2 separate regions of the Homo sapiens genome follow, and region 2 is linked to region 1. A link is an interaction called in ENCODE POLR2A ChIA-PET data of the cell type or tissue named here. Cell type or tissue: PC-9. All regions are shown on one strand.

Region 1 (8,000 bases):
AACAGACAGGACCCTCAGTTGCAGGTCTGTTGGAGTACCTGGCCGTGTGAGGTGTCAGTCTGCCCCTGCTGGGGATTGCCTCCCAGTTAGGCTGCTCGGGGATCAGGGGTCAGGGACCCACTTGAGGAGGCAGTCTGTCCATTCTCAGATCTCCAGCTGCGTACTGGGAGAACCACTGCTCTCTTCAAAGCTGTCAGACAGGGACATTTAAGTCTGCAGAGGTTACTGCTGTGTTTTTGTTTGTCTGTGCCCTGCCCCCAGAGGTGGAACCTACAGAGGCAGGCAGGCCTCCTTGAGCTGTGGTGGGCTCCACCCAATTTGAGCTTCCAAGCTGCTTTGTTTACCTAAGCAAGCCTGGGCAATGGCGGACACCCCTCTCCCAGCCTCACTGCCACCTTGCAGTTTGATCTCAGACTGCTGTGCTAGCAATCAGTGAGACTCCGTGGGCATAGGACCCTCCAAGCCATGTGCAGGATATAATCTCCTGGTGCATGGTTTTTTAAGCCCGTTGGAAAAGCACAGTATTCGGTTGGGAGTGACCCGATTTTCCAGGTGCCATCTGTCACTCCTTTCTTTGACTAGGAAAGGGAACTCCGTGACCCCTTGCGCTTCCTGAGTGAGGCAATGCCTCGCCCTGCTTCAGCTCACGCACGGTGCATGCACCCACTGACCTGCGCCCACTCTCTGGCACTCCCTAGTGAGATGAACCCGGTACCTCAGATGGAAATGCAGAAATCGCCCGTCTTCTGCGTCACTCACGCTGGGAGCTGTAGACTGGAGCTGTCCCTATTCGGCCATCTTGGCTTCTCCCCCTAATTTTTGTATTTTTTGTAGAGACAGTTTCGCCGTGTTGCTCAGGCTGGTCTCGAACTCCTAAGTTCAAGTGATCCACCAGCCCCGGCTTCCCAAAGTGCTAGGATTACAGGTTTGAGCCACTGCACCTGGCCTACTTTTCTATTTTCTTGCATTAACTTTGTGCACAAGCTTAGAAGTCAATAATACTTGGATTGATATCTTGATTCTTATACCTTCTGATTATATGTTCTTAAACAAATTACTGAACTCTTCTGAGCCTTACATCCTATGAACTTGTCAGATTCTTGTGGGCTTTAATTGAAATATATTTAAATGTCTAGCATGGCCTTTGTCACAAAAATAGATTTTCAACAAATGTTAAGTCTCTTAACTACTTTAAAAAACAATTTTTGTGAAGACAGAGTGTTGCTATATTGACTAGGCTGGCCTTGAACTCCTGACCTCAAGCAGTCCTCTTACTCAGCCTCCCAAAGTACTGAGACTATAGGTGTGAGCCACCATGTCTGGCTCCCTTAACTACTTTTTAAATAATCAACTTTATTGAGATATAATTTATATTCAATAAGGCTCATATTTTGATGAGCTTTGACAAATGCATACACCATCACAGTCAAAATAGAGAATATTTACATCACTCTAAAAAGTCCTAACTTCCTTTTCGTCTCTCATTTTCAGAACTCTGGCCCACTCCTGATCGCATAAAACACAAAACTCCGTGACTCTCATGTTCACCTTTTTTTTTTTTCTGAGACAGAGTCTCGCTCTGTTGCCCAGTCTGGATCTCGGCTCACTGCTAGCTCCATCTCCCAGGTTTGAGCCATTCTGCTGCCTCAGCCTCCCGAGTAGCTGGGACTATAGGCATCCACAACCACGCCTGGCTAATTTTTTTTTTCTTTCAATTTTTAGTAGAGACGGGGTTTCACCATGTTAGCCAGGATGGTCTCGATCTCCTGACCTCGTGGTCTCCCCGCCTCGGCCTCCCAAAGTGCTGGGATTACAGGCGTGAGCCACCGCACCTGGCCGATGTTCACCTTCTGAGTCTAAGAGAGTCGACATATTTCCCACCTCTTGGCTGACTGTATTGTTGGTACTTGATTTGATGACTCCAATCCTCAATATTTATTTACCTTTTCTCAATTTTAGTTACTGAATCACTAGCAACTTCTCTTCCAATTTATGTCTTAATGTAATGCTTCCTATTCCTATCCTTTATGAATCTCCTTTTTCCTATCATGATAGTCATAAAGTCTTTTAACAAATATTCTAGTTCTCTTCCTTTGAACATATGATAAAATTGTACTTTCTTACTCCTTAGGAGTGTGGTCGTGTGACTTGTAAATTGCTTTGGCCAATGAAATGTAAGAAGTGACACATGTCACCTTTGGACAGAGGCCTTTAAGACAAGTGCACCATATCCCGTATGCCACAACAATAAGCAGTGTTCCACCTTGTGGCTATTAGCCTAAGTCCCGGAGTGAGAATATGTAAATCAGGACCCTCATCTGACTCTATCCTGAGTAAGAAATAAACTTGTATTATCTAAAGCCACCAACATTTGGAGTTCTTGGTTACTGCAGTATAATCTAACATATCCTGACTGATGCAAATACCAATGTGGAATATGAGTAACATTTAAGTGTGTCCTTCAGCTGTGCTGCCATTAAAAAAAAAAGGCTAGTTTCCTATTAGTGTAAGACTTTCCCAGCTTCACTCAGTAGTGTTCCCCATTCTCTAATGTCAGGAAATTAACTTTGAAATTCCTTTCAGTATCAGGTTTATATATATGTTATGAATACTATTTAATTTATATATAAATAATATATATTTAATTCATACAGTATACATAGTATCATGAATACTATTTTATTTATATATAAATTATATGTAAACAATATATATTTTATATACATATATAAGTCATATATTTTTATATACATATATAAATACTATATATTAAATAGTATTCATAATCTTATTTGCTGACAACATACCTTATTTGTTTCCCTACAAATTTAGTAAACTACTAAGTCTTTTGTTTTCCTCCTTAAGTATTGTCCTAGGAATTGGGGATGTATGCTCCTTAAAGTGTTGATAACTGCCTTTCAGTTCTAGCTCATTAACAGATGCTAAATTCCTAGGCTATCAGAAGTCAAACGTGGTCATTTTGTAAAGTAACTGTTATGTAATAATTGGACCTCCAGGAGTTAGTTTATCTTCTAGTTGGGATGTCACATTAAACAGCTCCAGGAGACACCATTCACAAATAAAAGTCTACTTGGCGTTATCTGATATATTTAGTTTTACAGATTTAGAAACCTGATTTTGTAAATTTACCTAGAAGCATCTGATTTTAGGGCACTGATCTCTGTTAGCCAAAGTCAACAGGAACTAGTTTGTAAATTCCAATGCCAATCATAAATTTCAGTGGGCAGAATGTCTGCTACTGTAATTTCTAATGATCATCTGCACAGAGATGGTGGTTATATCCACTCATGAAATTAAATTTGGTGACATAAATTAAGTGTAAAAAAGAGCTGATCCCAAAAAGTTAGTAGTCTAATCAATTGCCTTTTTTACCCTTGTAATAGTTCTGTCTGATTAATCAGAAGTTCTTCTAGAAACTGGTTAACAATTCTTTTTGGTAAAAATATTGTCATCAAATTATTTGGAATGAAAATAGTTGTTTTGCTCCACTTGTATGCCAAGTAATATGTCAAATGCTGAGCGTCCCAACCAACTTCGCTTTTAACCAACTCCACAAAAGCTATTATACAACCTTCCATTTTGAACGACTTAGAATGATAAAAATTTCCATACTATATTTTTCATGTATTCATTTAAATTGGTAGTTTCCCAATGAGACATGATAGGTATATTAAACTTCTTGATACAACTTTAAAGACAGTGCAATTTCTATCAATTACACATTTACATAGATTTTAATGAGCATTGTTTCTATTAGTAAATATTTCTACAGTTTTTCTATGTAACATCTAATTTATTTTAATATTAGAGTGACATTTTCTTACCTTATGAGGTAAGGTACCTATGTCCCACATCTTAATCTAACGGGGACATAGCAGTGAAAAAACACAGTATTCTTGCTCAAGAGTTACCATTCCAATAGGATTTACATGTAACAACAAGGAGAAATAGGCATGTTTTTTAAAAATAGTGATAAATGCTAGGAAGAAAACAGATTCTTGATTAAAAAAATGGAAATTAACATGTACCAATGGCTCCCTTCCACAAGTTGTATAACTCAGGAGATTCTAAAGAAAAGAAAAATTGAAGCAATCAGAATAGAATGTGCACAAACTCTCATTACCACCTCTTTCTACCTACTAGGATCTACACCTTTATACTCTGCTTACCTGCCGTTATTTGTAGATAACAGTCCATTTTTCTGACATAAGGCCAAATCTTCCACTTATATGTCTCACAGAATCCATTCCTTCTTGCCTACTCAAAGGTATTACTTTAGTAATTCTTATTTTCCTCTTCTACATCAACGTTTGCCTTTCTGCTTGGTCATTTCCATCTGTTTATAAATGTGATATTATCACTCTCATCTTTAAAAAAACTCAACTCCATTTCCTCTCCTAACTATCATCCCATTTCATTGCTCTTCACAGCAAAACTCAAGACTTACACTGTATGGACCTAATGCCTCCAGTTCTCATCTTCCCATTCTCTCTTAAACCCTCCCCATTCAGGCTTTTGCTCCACAACTCTATCAAAATTACTTTTTATCTTGCTAAAACCAATGGTTAGTTCTTATTCTTCATCTTACTAGACCTAGCAGCACAATTTGACATAGCTGATCACTTCCTCCTTCTGGAGTCACTTTCTTCACTTGGTTTTCAGGATATCCCACTTCCTTAGATTTTCTCCTACCTCACTGGTCTCTATGTCTTTTTCCTTTGCTAGTTTCTCCTTATCTCCTGAACCTGTAAACATTGGTGGGCTCCAGTATGCAGTTCTCAGAACTCTTCCGTACCATTTTTATCAGGCTTGTGACTTAAAATACAATACTGCCTTGCGATAAGAAACGCTTCAGTAACTTGAATCTAGAGATTATCTAATTGACTGTTGCCTCTGGTCTTTTACTCAGTACCCATTCGCAAATGTATATGAGCTATCTTCTATGGGGTAGGGGATAGAGACAATAAAGTAAGGCCAGGTGAACAAACAGCAGATAACTCTTTGAAAAACTAGGAGGCAGTGGGTTTGTTCCCCCAAATCCTAACCGGGGCTGCTGAAATGGGTGCCAAGGTAAATGGGAAATTCCTGGATAATTTCTGCTTTCTGAAAGTCTAAGCAAGCCAGAGGCCAGAATATAACCCAATATTTAGGCCAATACTGAAAACTGCTATCAGATGGCACCAAACTTCCCTAGAACTGAATGAATTCACATGGCACAGCCAGAACTCTAGAATTCCTGACTAACTGTCCAGCCTCCATTTGATCATTTCACTGTAATTATCTTTCCAATTCAGTCTTTGATACCCCAACCTCAGCAATTCTTTGAGGCCACTAGGATCTCCAATCCATTGCCCTACTATCTTTACTCTATTTACCCCTTCATGTCCTCACTTCTGCTCCTTGAATGATTTAGATTTCATGTTTCATTACTATAATCATTCCTTTGCATATACCTTCAACAGTCTTGCCCCTTTTTCCTTCACTATTCTCAGCTGGCAGAATTCCATCACACTTACATCTAACTTGTTGACTACTCTGCATCTGTTCCCAGGGGAGATGTGGCTAAAGACTGACTGGTCTCATTTCAAATTGACCAACCCTCATGAGGGTTCTAGAAATCTTACTATATTTACCTGCTTCATAAACATTCCTAGATGAATATTACATACTTTTTCTCTTTTCAAACCTACCTACATATTTTTCTCTCCCTTCTCTCGTTTTTCCCATTCCTTTCCTTTTTAGATAATAATGTTCTAATACCAATGAGTAAACAGAAGCAATAAGAAGAGGACTATCTCCTGCTCTCATAACCACATCAAACAATTTACCAGCACATGTACAGATACACTCTGCTTCCTCTCCTATTACATGAAATAAACCATTAATGCTCCTATTTAAGGTCAACCCTTCTACTTCTGCATAGAATCCCATCCTCGGGCCGGCTGCGGTGGCTCATGCCTGTAATCCCAGCACTTTGGGAGGCTGAGGCGGGCGGATCACAAGGTCAGGAGATTGAGACCATCCTGGCTAACATGGTGAAACCCCGTCTTTATTAAAAATACAAAAAAAATTAGCTGGGCATGTTGGCACATGCCCAAATTCCCAGCTACTTGGGAGGCTGAGGCAGGAGAATCACTTGAGCCCAGGAGGTGGAGGTTGCAGTGAGCCAAGTTCGTGCCACTGCATTCCAGCCTGGGCAACAGAGCGAGACTCTGTCTCAGAAAAAAAAAAAAAAAAAAAAAAAAGAATCCCATCTTTTCTCATCTATGCAAACACTTTACTTCTGAATTGTTCTCTCTCTGTGTTTTTTACTTGTGGTTTTCCCAGTCTGCTGGATCATTCCCATTAGCAGGATCAACTTCACTGGCATTCAACACTGTAGTTGCACACTTAATAATTTTATATCTAAATTTGTGTTTTGTAAGTAAAGTATAATGAGACAATGAAGCATGCTATGTACTGATGTGTCCCCCCACTCCAAATTTATATATTGAAACCCTAACCTCCATTGTGATGCTATTTGGAGGTGAGGCCTTTGGGAAATAATTAGGTTTAGATAAGATCATGAGAGTGAGGCCCCCATGATGAGATTAGTATCTTTATAAAGAGAGGAAGAAAGACCAGATCTTTCTCTCTCTGCCATGTAAAGACATGAAAGAAGGCAGCTATCTGCAAGCCAGGAAAAGGGCCCTCATCAGGCACTGAATTGGTTTGCACCTTGATCTTGTATTTCTTAGCCTCCCATCTTCCTTGCCTCAGGGTGGGTCAACTTAGCTCCCAGAGGCTCTAAGCCACCCATGCCCCAACCAAGGATTAGGAGAAGGCCATATTTTATCTGAGACCATATTGTTACTCAGATTTTCCCCCTTTTTCATTTTGTTTCCCTCGTGGCCTTACAAGTTTTTCTTGAGGAGAGACTTCTCAATAAATCAAGTGCCTCTAATCCTTGTCTCAAGCTCTGCTTCCAGGGAAACTGATTTCACTCTGTAGCTTGTCTTTGCTCTATATTCATTTTCTAGATGATTTTATCTAGTACAGTGGTATTAAATACCATTTTTATGCTAGCAACTCCAGAATTTATATTACCAGCCTTGACCCCTCCTCTGAGCTTTAGACTCAAAAATCTCATTGCTATCATTTTCCTTTAGATGGCTAAAAGACCTGTCAAATTTAACAAATACAAAACTAAATTTTGAGTTTTCCTCTCAGGCTAGGGGAGGTTCCCAAATGCTGGTGGGACCTTGACCCTGGCTGGTGTTCAGGCTCTTGACACTGTTGCAAGAAAGAATTCAAGAACAAGTTGGAAAATAGTGAAAGAATGCAGATTTACTGAAAGCGAAAAGTACACACTCAAGAAAGGGGGGGGTGCATGTGTATTCAAGAGAGTCACACCTGACAGGGTTTGGGGCCTCCACCTTTATGGGTTTCTTTTTTTTTTCCTTTATTTTCTTCTTTTTTTAAAAAAATTAGAGACAAGGTTTCACCATGTCACCCAGGCTGGTCTTGAACTCCTGATCTCAAGTGATCTGCCTGCTGCAGCCTCCCAAAGTGCTGGGATTACTGGCATGAGCCATTGCAACTGGCCTATGGCTTTCTTTAACCAATGGGTGGAATATTCATGAAAATTCCTGGAAAAAAGTGAAGATTTCTCAGCACTATGGTCCCACACATTTTTACACCAGATATGGGTGTTCCTGGAAGTGTCATGGCCTTGGTGGATGTGTGATTTAGTATGTTAATGAGTGTATAATGAGGTCCTAGGTAAAACCTAGATCAAATCTAGCACTATGTTGAGTCTAGTCAGTCTTACCCAGCTTGGCCAACACTATGGTTTTTCAGGGTCTTAACCCCTAGCATATACAGCTATTTTGACATCTTCCTTTAGCTAGTCATGTGAAACTCCTGCTTGGATTATTCTATTGTTCTGCAGCCACCTTGTATTATTCTTGTCTCATTTTCCCCTCTCAGAGATTTCCATC
Region 2 (8,000 bases), 110 kb before region 1:
CATAAAGTGCCAGCCTAAGAAAACTCAGGCTGCCAAAAAAAATTTACTGTTTATTCCACTTAACACCTAAAAATAGGGTCCCTGTCTCCTATCCTCTGTGGGAGAATAGGAGCCTAACTTTGGTAAGTGCCAGTTAGCAAACCCAGATTTTTTGTTGTTGTTCTTTTGAGATGGAGTCTTGCTCTGTTGCCCAGGCTGCAGTGCAATGGCACAATCTCGGCTCGCTGCAACCTCTGCCTCCCAGGTTCAAGCGATTCTCCTGCCTCAGCTTCCCGAGTAGCTGGGACTACAGGCGCGTGCCACCAGGCCTGGCTAATTTTTTTGTATTTTTAGTAGAGATGGGGTTTCACCATGTTAGCCAGGATGGTCTCGATCTCCTGACCTTGTGATCCACCCTCCTCGGCCTCTGAAAGTGCTGGGATTACAGGCATGAGCCACCGCACCTGGTCTTACTTTTTGTTATAATAATTTTTCACTTCCCTGACTCTACTGAGCTTGTGCTTACTCCTCCTTATTCCCTTAGTCTCCCATTAAAATGCCCAGTATAAACCGAAGTTCAATTCAGTCCACACTGGACTCTTTTCTCTGTTGCAACAGCATATTACTGATTAAAATATTTAGCTAGTGTTTGGCTTTGTTTACCTTTGACAGTAGGAACAGGATCTATTCAACCATTGACTTCCCAGTTACATAAGCCAATACATTTCCTTTTTTGCATAAGGTAGTTTACATTAGATTTCTCTTATTTATAACCAAAAGAATTATAAGGCCTAATCACAACAACAACAACAACAACAAAACATGAAAGTTGGAAAGGTATGGATAAATAGGCATAATGAAAAGAAGTATAAAGTTATAAATGAAAAAGAACAGATAAAGTGATTCGTCTAATAGAGACAATAGATTTAGAATAGGGACTATCTCTGGCAATGAGTCAAAGGCAGCTCATCTATACAGGAAATCCAAGAGCACCATGACAAATCTTATATGACTGCAGATGCTGAATATATTAGGAACAGGAAAGGAACTCATTGGACTCCAAACCTCAGCTTGGTTCCAAATGTGTTAAAGTAAAAGATAAGTCTAAAAACATAACAAAATATAGTATATTCTGAAAATAATTTGCATTCCTAAGGAATTATTCCAACTGCAATGCTGTCTACTTGGTTTGGAGCCACAGCCCCCATTCTTGTTGGATAAGGTTCCACAGTGCTTACCCACTACAGTCCTACAGATAGACACTAGAGTAGCAGGCTAACTGGAAGGCAGTACATGTTATCAGGGGAAGCTGAAACAATTCTGTAATACAAATTAAATTCCCTATAGAAAAAGGTACTTGCTGATAGCTGCTATCCCCTAAGAACTTCAATTTCAACCAGTCTGACAGCACAATAAGTAGTTTCCAGGAAAATACATGTAAGGGAAACTTATGCTTTCTCTATGGGTCTGCCCCTTGTATATCTGAGAAACTTCCTTATTACCTAAAACATGTTTTCTTTTGTTTAAAGTAGATCAGGGTGCCAAATCAAATAAGTAAATTCCCTATCATTTTTATTATCTGTATTAACAGTCCCTTAGATTAGGATTTGTATTTAGTGACTACTTTAGGACACTAAATATAAAGTTACTAAAATTATTGTTCTTTATAATGATATTATTAAGTAAATTTTAAATAAAGTGATTAGGGCCGGGCACAGTGACTCACTCATGCCTGTAATCCCAGCACTTTGGGAGGCCAAGGCAGATCGATCACTTGAGGTCAGGAGTTTGAAACTAGCCTGGCCAACATGGTGAAACCCCATTTCTACTAAAAATACAAAAATTAGCTGGGTGTGGTAACACACGCCTGTAGTCCCAGCTACTTGGGAGGCTGAGGCAGGAGAATCACTCGAACTCGGGAGCTGGAGGTTGCAGTAAGCCGAGATCACGCCCTTTCACTCCAGCCTGGGTGACAGAGTGAAACTCTGTCTCAAAAAAATAAATAAATAATAAATAACAAATAAATAAATAAGTGATTAGATCTTGAATGTTACAAACAGTAAACATCACTTACCTTGAAATTTTCTGTGATCAGAGTGAACAACTTGGTGGAATTCCCCACAGCACAAGCAGTATTTGACATTATTATTTCCAAAGGTGATAAAATTTTAAGTTTAGTGATCACCTGAAATCATTTGAATAAACAATTTCTTAAATAAAGCTTAGGAAATAAAAGTTTCATATTTTTCTGAGATAAGTATTTAAAATTAATTCATAGATACACAAAATTATAACTGTCCTAATGATATATTTCAATTAAAATATGTTTCTAGCCAGGTGGGTTCACACCTGTAATCCCAGCACTTTGGGAGGCTGAGGTGGGCAGATCACTTGAGGCCAGGAGTTCGAGACCCACCTGGCCAACATGGTGAAACCCTGTCTCTACTAAAAAAAAAAAAAAAAAAAAAATACAAAAATTACCCGAGCATGGTGGTGCATGCCTGTAATCCCAGCTACTCAGGAGGCTGAGGCATGAGAATAGTTTGAGCCCAGGGGGCAAAGGTTGCAGTGAGCTGAGATCACACCAGGCACCTTTGCACGCCAGTCTAGGTGGCAGAGGGAAAATCTGTCTCAAAAACAGACAAACAAACACCACCACCACCAATAACAATAAAATATATATGTATATATATTTCTAATGGTAGTATATTGAACATATATCTCCTATATAACTACTAACATAAAATACTGTCATAAAATAGGCTATATTTTACTCACAATAGTTTCTAACAGCCTTAAGTTCAAAAATTAATTTGAACTTATCAAATATATATTCCCAAAATAAAATTGTTTTTAAATAAATTCTTATACTTAGTATTTTATCCAAATACTCTGTGAAAAATGTAAATACATCCAATAAGGGTAACTATGGGCCAGGGGAGGTGGCTCACGCCTGTAATCTCAGCACTTTGGGAGGCCAAGGCGACTGCATCACTTGAGGTCAGGAGTTCACAACCAGCTTGGCCAACATGGTGAAACCCTGTCTCTACTAAAAATACAAAAATTAGCCAGGCTTGGTGGTGTGCACATGTAATCCCAGCTACTTGGGAGGCTGAGGCAGGCTGAGGCAGGAGAATTGCTTGAACCCGGAAGGCAGAGGTCGCAGTGAGTCAAGATTGTGCCACTGCACTCCAACCTGGCAACCTGGGCAACAAAGTGAGACATTGTCTCAAAAAAAAAAAAAAAAAAAAAGGGTAACTATGGCAATACAATCAGTATGGCCACACTGGTACAGATTAACTGTTGAAAAGTACATAAACACAGATGAGAAACATCTGCCTTATGGCTTAGCTTTTCATAAAATAAGGTGTATTTCTTAGAACTATTCCAAACACAGAAATTCTCAATTTGTCTAACATTCCTTTTTTTTAAAAACTTTTTTCCTACTCTTTTGAAATTGTAAAAATGTATAAAATACCTACAGATGAAGTTAGTATGCAATACTAGTATCATTAAGGTTGTTAGGTATAATAAAAAATTAATTATTAGGAAAGGGAAGTCTACACACTGGAGGACCATAAAGAGGGACTAAAGGAAGAGAATTAAAAAATAATGAAACACTTGAAATAAAACACTAGATCACATCTTCAAAATAATAATTAACTAGGCTCGATGGCTCATGCCTATAATTCTAGCACTTTGGGAACCCGAGGGGCAATTCAACTTCTGAGGGGGCAGGATCACTCGAGTCTAAGGAATTTGAGACTAGCTTGGGTAACAGAGCAAGACCCCATCTATACAAAAAAAATTTAAAAATCAGCTCTATGTGGTGGTGCATGCCTGTGGTCCCTGCTACTCAAGAGGCTGAGGTGGGAGGCTGCAGTGAGTCACGATCATGCTACTGCACTTCAGCCTAGGCAAAAGAGCAAGACCTTTTAAAAATAAAATAAAATAATAATTGAGTTAAATAACATAGAAATTAGGAGTAAACTATCTCTACCTGATAGATCATGCAAATTCCCATGACAATAGGCGAGTGGCCCAAATGAATGATGAGTGATATAAAATGAAGGCAAAATAAGAAGTGAAGGCAAGAAATTAAGAGGCTAAATTCTGACTGATCTAAGATACTAGTTTTCTTTACCTCTGAAAAAATAAAATTCAAATACAGTTCAGTAGAAATAACTCTCTGGAGTTAGCATTATCATGGGTTTGGGCCATAATCCTGAAAGACACAATCTCAAATGCCATAATCCTGAATGTCAAAATCCCAAAAGAGCAAAATCCTTAAAGTCTAAAAATCCCCAGAACCCCAATACCAAAAGACCAAAATCCCAAAAACACAGTTCTGGAAGAAATAACTTCAAAAACAATTTTAAGACATTGATTTGCATTTTTAAAAGGGGATTTATTTGAGAAACATATAAAAACAGAACAGTACACTTCATAGGCCACTTTACACAATAAAATAGGCAATAATAACTTTTTTGCAAGCATGAACACTTAAGTGTACTAATGACAGTCACACAGGTATAATAACAGTTATGAGCAGACAAATTGTATTCACAAAAAAATTAGTCAAAAATTAGAAATTAGTCAAAAAGCAAAATGTATAAATGCATATCACTATGGTTGGTAATTGTCTGCACCAAGCTTCATAAATATGGTCATCTGAAATACCACCAGGGACAACCTAAGTCTTTTGATGAGATAGATCAAAAACTTCTATGGGTCACCACATACACAGTTGCCTGAAGAGCTAAGATTTCAAGAAATAAATTTTATCTTTCACAAATAAATGATGTACAAAAAGGACATGTCTTCATTTATCAAAAAAATTTCAACATTTTAATGTATATGCACAATGCTTACACACAGTCAATGTTGTGATAACGAACTTCTGTGGAGTCAAATTTCTGATGTCCAAGGCAGCAGCAGAAGAGTCTGTCCCAGCTCTTAGAGAGAGACAAATGCAATTTCTGTATTTGCTCTCTCTGGGCCCTGGTCAACTGCAAGGTGCCCACCAACACTAAGGGCAGATTTTCACCGCCTAGTCCACTCAGACTCACCCACTCATCTCCTCTGGAAGCAACCTCACAGACACAGCCCAAATAATGCTTTACTAGGTATTTTTTTAATACAGTCAAGTTGTCACCTATACTTAAATCCACAAGTCTATCCCTTGCCAATTTGGCACCCCTATGCATCTCCTTAAACCATACCTAATTTCCAAATAAAATAATAAGGTAGTAGTATTGCCTAATATGATGCATCTAACATGATGCAACTATCTTGTGTACAACCAAAAACGCATTAATCCCTTCCCTAGAATTAAGCTTTCAGGATTTCAACATTAAGGATTTTGATCTTTCAAGATTTGAACATCGGGATTATGGCATTTGGGATTGTGTCTTTAAGGATTATGATCAGTACCACATTATCACATATATTACCTTTGGAATAAATCCAGAAATTATTAATTTGAAGATGTTAATTTTAGAAACTAATACTAACAATAGCTTATTTAAATAACAGTAAAACACACTCTTTTTGGACAAAATATATTTAAAAAATAAAAATCAGATATAACACAGTTTTATTTTAATTCAGAGTATTTACATTGACATAATAATGAATAACCTTTATTCTACCAAAAAGTAAACAAATTGGGAAGGCACTGACTTTAAACTCTAGATACTGCCTAACAGAGCAACCATTTTCTAGAATTATTAATACTTACCTTTGCATATGTTGTGTTGTCTGCAAACTGGGATAGTATAATTTGGGGGTTTTTTAAATCAATACTTGCCATTCCTATTTCACCTCTGGCAAGTCCTCTCCCTTCTACAACAGCTACAATAACTGATGGGGAGTGTGCAGAAATCGCAGATGAGGATGAAGCTGTAAATTTTTAAATAAAGAAAAGATATAAACATTGATAATAATCATTTCTTTTTTTAAAAAAAACTAGGAAATTCTTAATCAAGAGGACAAAATAATGCAATCTGTAGATATCAGTTAGCCTCTTATTTCAATTCTCCCTAAAGGATCTATTGGTTCAGTACAACTATAATTTCAATCAAAACCTCAATATGTTTTTTGGTGGAGCTTGAAAAATTGGCCCAAAATTTACATGGAAGAGCAAAGGGCCAAGAAGAATCAAGACTCCTCTAAAGAAGAGTAAGGTGGCTTGTGGAGGGTACAGGTGGCAAGGCTGTCCTACAAAATATCAAGACTTATTATAAAGCTAAAGATGGTGTGATATTGGCACACAGCTAGACATAATGACCCATCAGAGTTAAAAAAGAACTAGAAACATAGAAACTAACAGAAAAGGCCGGGCGCGGTGGCTCATGCCTGTAATCCCAGCACTTTGGGAGGCCGAGGTGGGCGGATCACAAGGCCAGGAAATCGAGACCATCCTGGCTAACACGGTGAAACCCCATGTCTACTAAAAATACAAAAAATTAGCCAGGCGTGGTGGCAGGTGCCTGTGGTCCCAGCTACTCGAGAGGCTGAGGCAGGAGAATGGCGTGAACCCGGGAGGCGGAGCTTGCAGTGAGCCGGGATCGCGCCACTGCACTCTAGCCTGGGCTACAGAGCGAGACTCCTTCTCAAAAAAAAAAAAAAAAAAAAAAAAAAAAAACCAAACAGAAAAGTCATCAAAATATTTATTACTCAGAATATATAAAGTATTGCTACAAATCCAGAAAAATAAGCCTAAAGAAAAATGAGTAAAAGACATGAACATTAATTTCACAGACCATTATTAAAGATATATAGCCCAAAAGTACAGAAAAAGATAATCTCACTAGTAATCAGGAAAATGCAAACTCAGAAAATAAAAAACTCAGGTAGTATTTTACAACTGTTAGGTTGGAAAATATTGAGTCTAACAATATCAAATGTTGAAGTGGACTCTTACACATTGTTAATAAGAGCATACCATAATAACCAATAAATTAACCAATACAATTTATTATGATAATGATTATTGGCTAATTTAATAATAATCTTATGATGATGATGATGATTACTAAATTAGCCAATAATCATAATAAATTTTAGAAGTTAGTAATGATGAGGATAGAGTAAGATTGGCTTACCTTATACACTATTGATGGAATTAAAAATTAGTCCAGTTCTCAAAAGAAACTTGGCAATATATCTGAGATTCTTAAAAACTGGTAATTTTGGCCAGGCGCAGTGGCTCATAACTGTAATCCTAGCACTTTGTGAGGCTAAGGTGGGAGGATCACTTGTGGCCAGGAGTTCGAGACCAGCCTGGCCAACATGGCGAAACCCCATCTCTACTAAAAAAAAAAAATTGGCTGAGCATGGTGATGCATGCCTGTAATCCCAGCTACTCGGGAGGCCGAGGCAGGAGAATCACTTGAACCCAGGAAGTGGATGTTGCAATGAGCCGAGATGGTGCCACTGCACTCCAGCCTGGGCAATAGAACAAGGCTTCGTCTCAAAAACCAAAAAAAAAAAAAAACAAAAAATGGTAATTAAAAAAAATAAAAAAGGTAATTTCCCTATGTTTCAGTAATTTGACTTCTAAGGGTGTGTTTTAAGGAAATAATAAGAGACTCAGAAAAAAGCTTTATGTATTAGGATGCTCATTATTATGTTATTTACAACAGAGAGATAACAGCATAAATGTATTTTTAGAACCTTAGAGATGTCTTTTATATGTCTATTGAATTTCCACTGGAACTTGGTATTTATTTTCTACTTAAAAATAAACAGGTCAGGGCTGGGTGCGGTGGCTCACACCTGTAATCCCAGCACTTTAGGAGGCCAAGGTGGGCGGATCATGAGGTTAGGAGTTCAAGACCAGCCTGGCCAATATGGTAAAACCCTGTCTCTACTAAAAATACAAAATTAGCCAGGCGTGGTGGTGCATGCCTGTAATCTCAGCTACTCGGGAGGCTGAGGCAGGAAAATTGCTTGAATCCAGGAGGCAGAGGTTACAGTGAGCCAAGTTGTGCCACTGCATTCCAGCCTGGGCGACAGAG

The links. ChIA-PET counts read pairs that join two places held together with the same protein. Peaks named below come from ENCODE experiments on the same cell type or tissue, not always from the same donor. Only the 100,000 strongest peaks of a DNase experiment are listed, where the experiment ranks them.
Region 2: POLR2A ChIA-PET joins it to region 1 with 7 read pairs; 2 of 35 experiments call an interaction of 5 or more read pairs at or near these places.

What each region holds. Positions count from the first base shown.
Region 1 is chr1:75,690,452-75,698,451 of GRCh38, reverse strand. It overlaps a transcript of SLC44A5 not described here. Among named protein-coding and RNA genes, the nearest start is that of ACADM, 30 kb to the left of the region's middle. In PC-9, no CTCF peak of the experiment used is centred here; no DNase peak of the experiment used is centred here.
Region 2 is chr1:75,804,861-75,812,860 of GRCh38, reverse strand. MSH4 (mutS homolog 4) reads right to left here. Exons shown (of 20, transcript NM_002440.4): 3 at 5,720-5,880; 4 at 2,054-2,164. Among named protein-coding and RNA genes, the nearest start is that of MSH4, 12 kb to the right of the region's middle. In PC-9, no CTCF peak of the experiment used is centred here; a DNase peak (open chromatin) is centred at 3,190.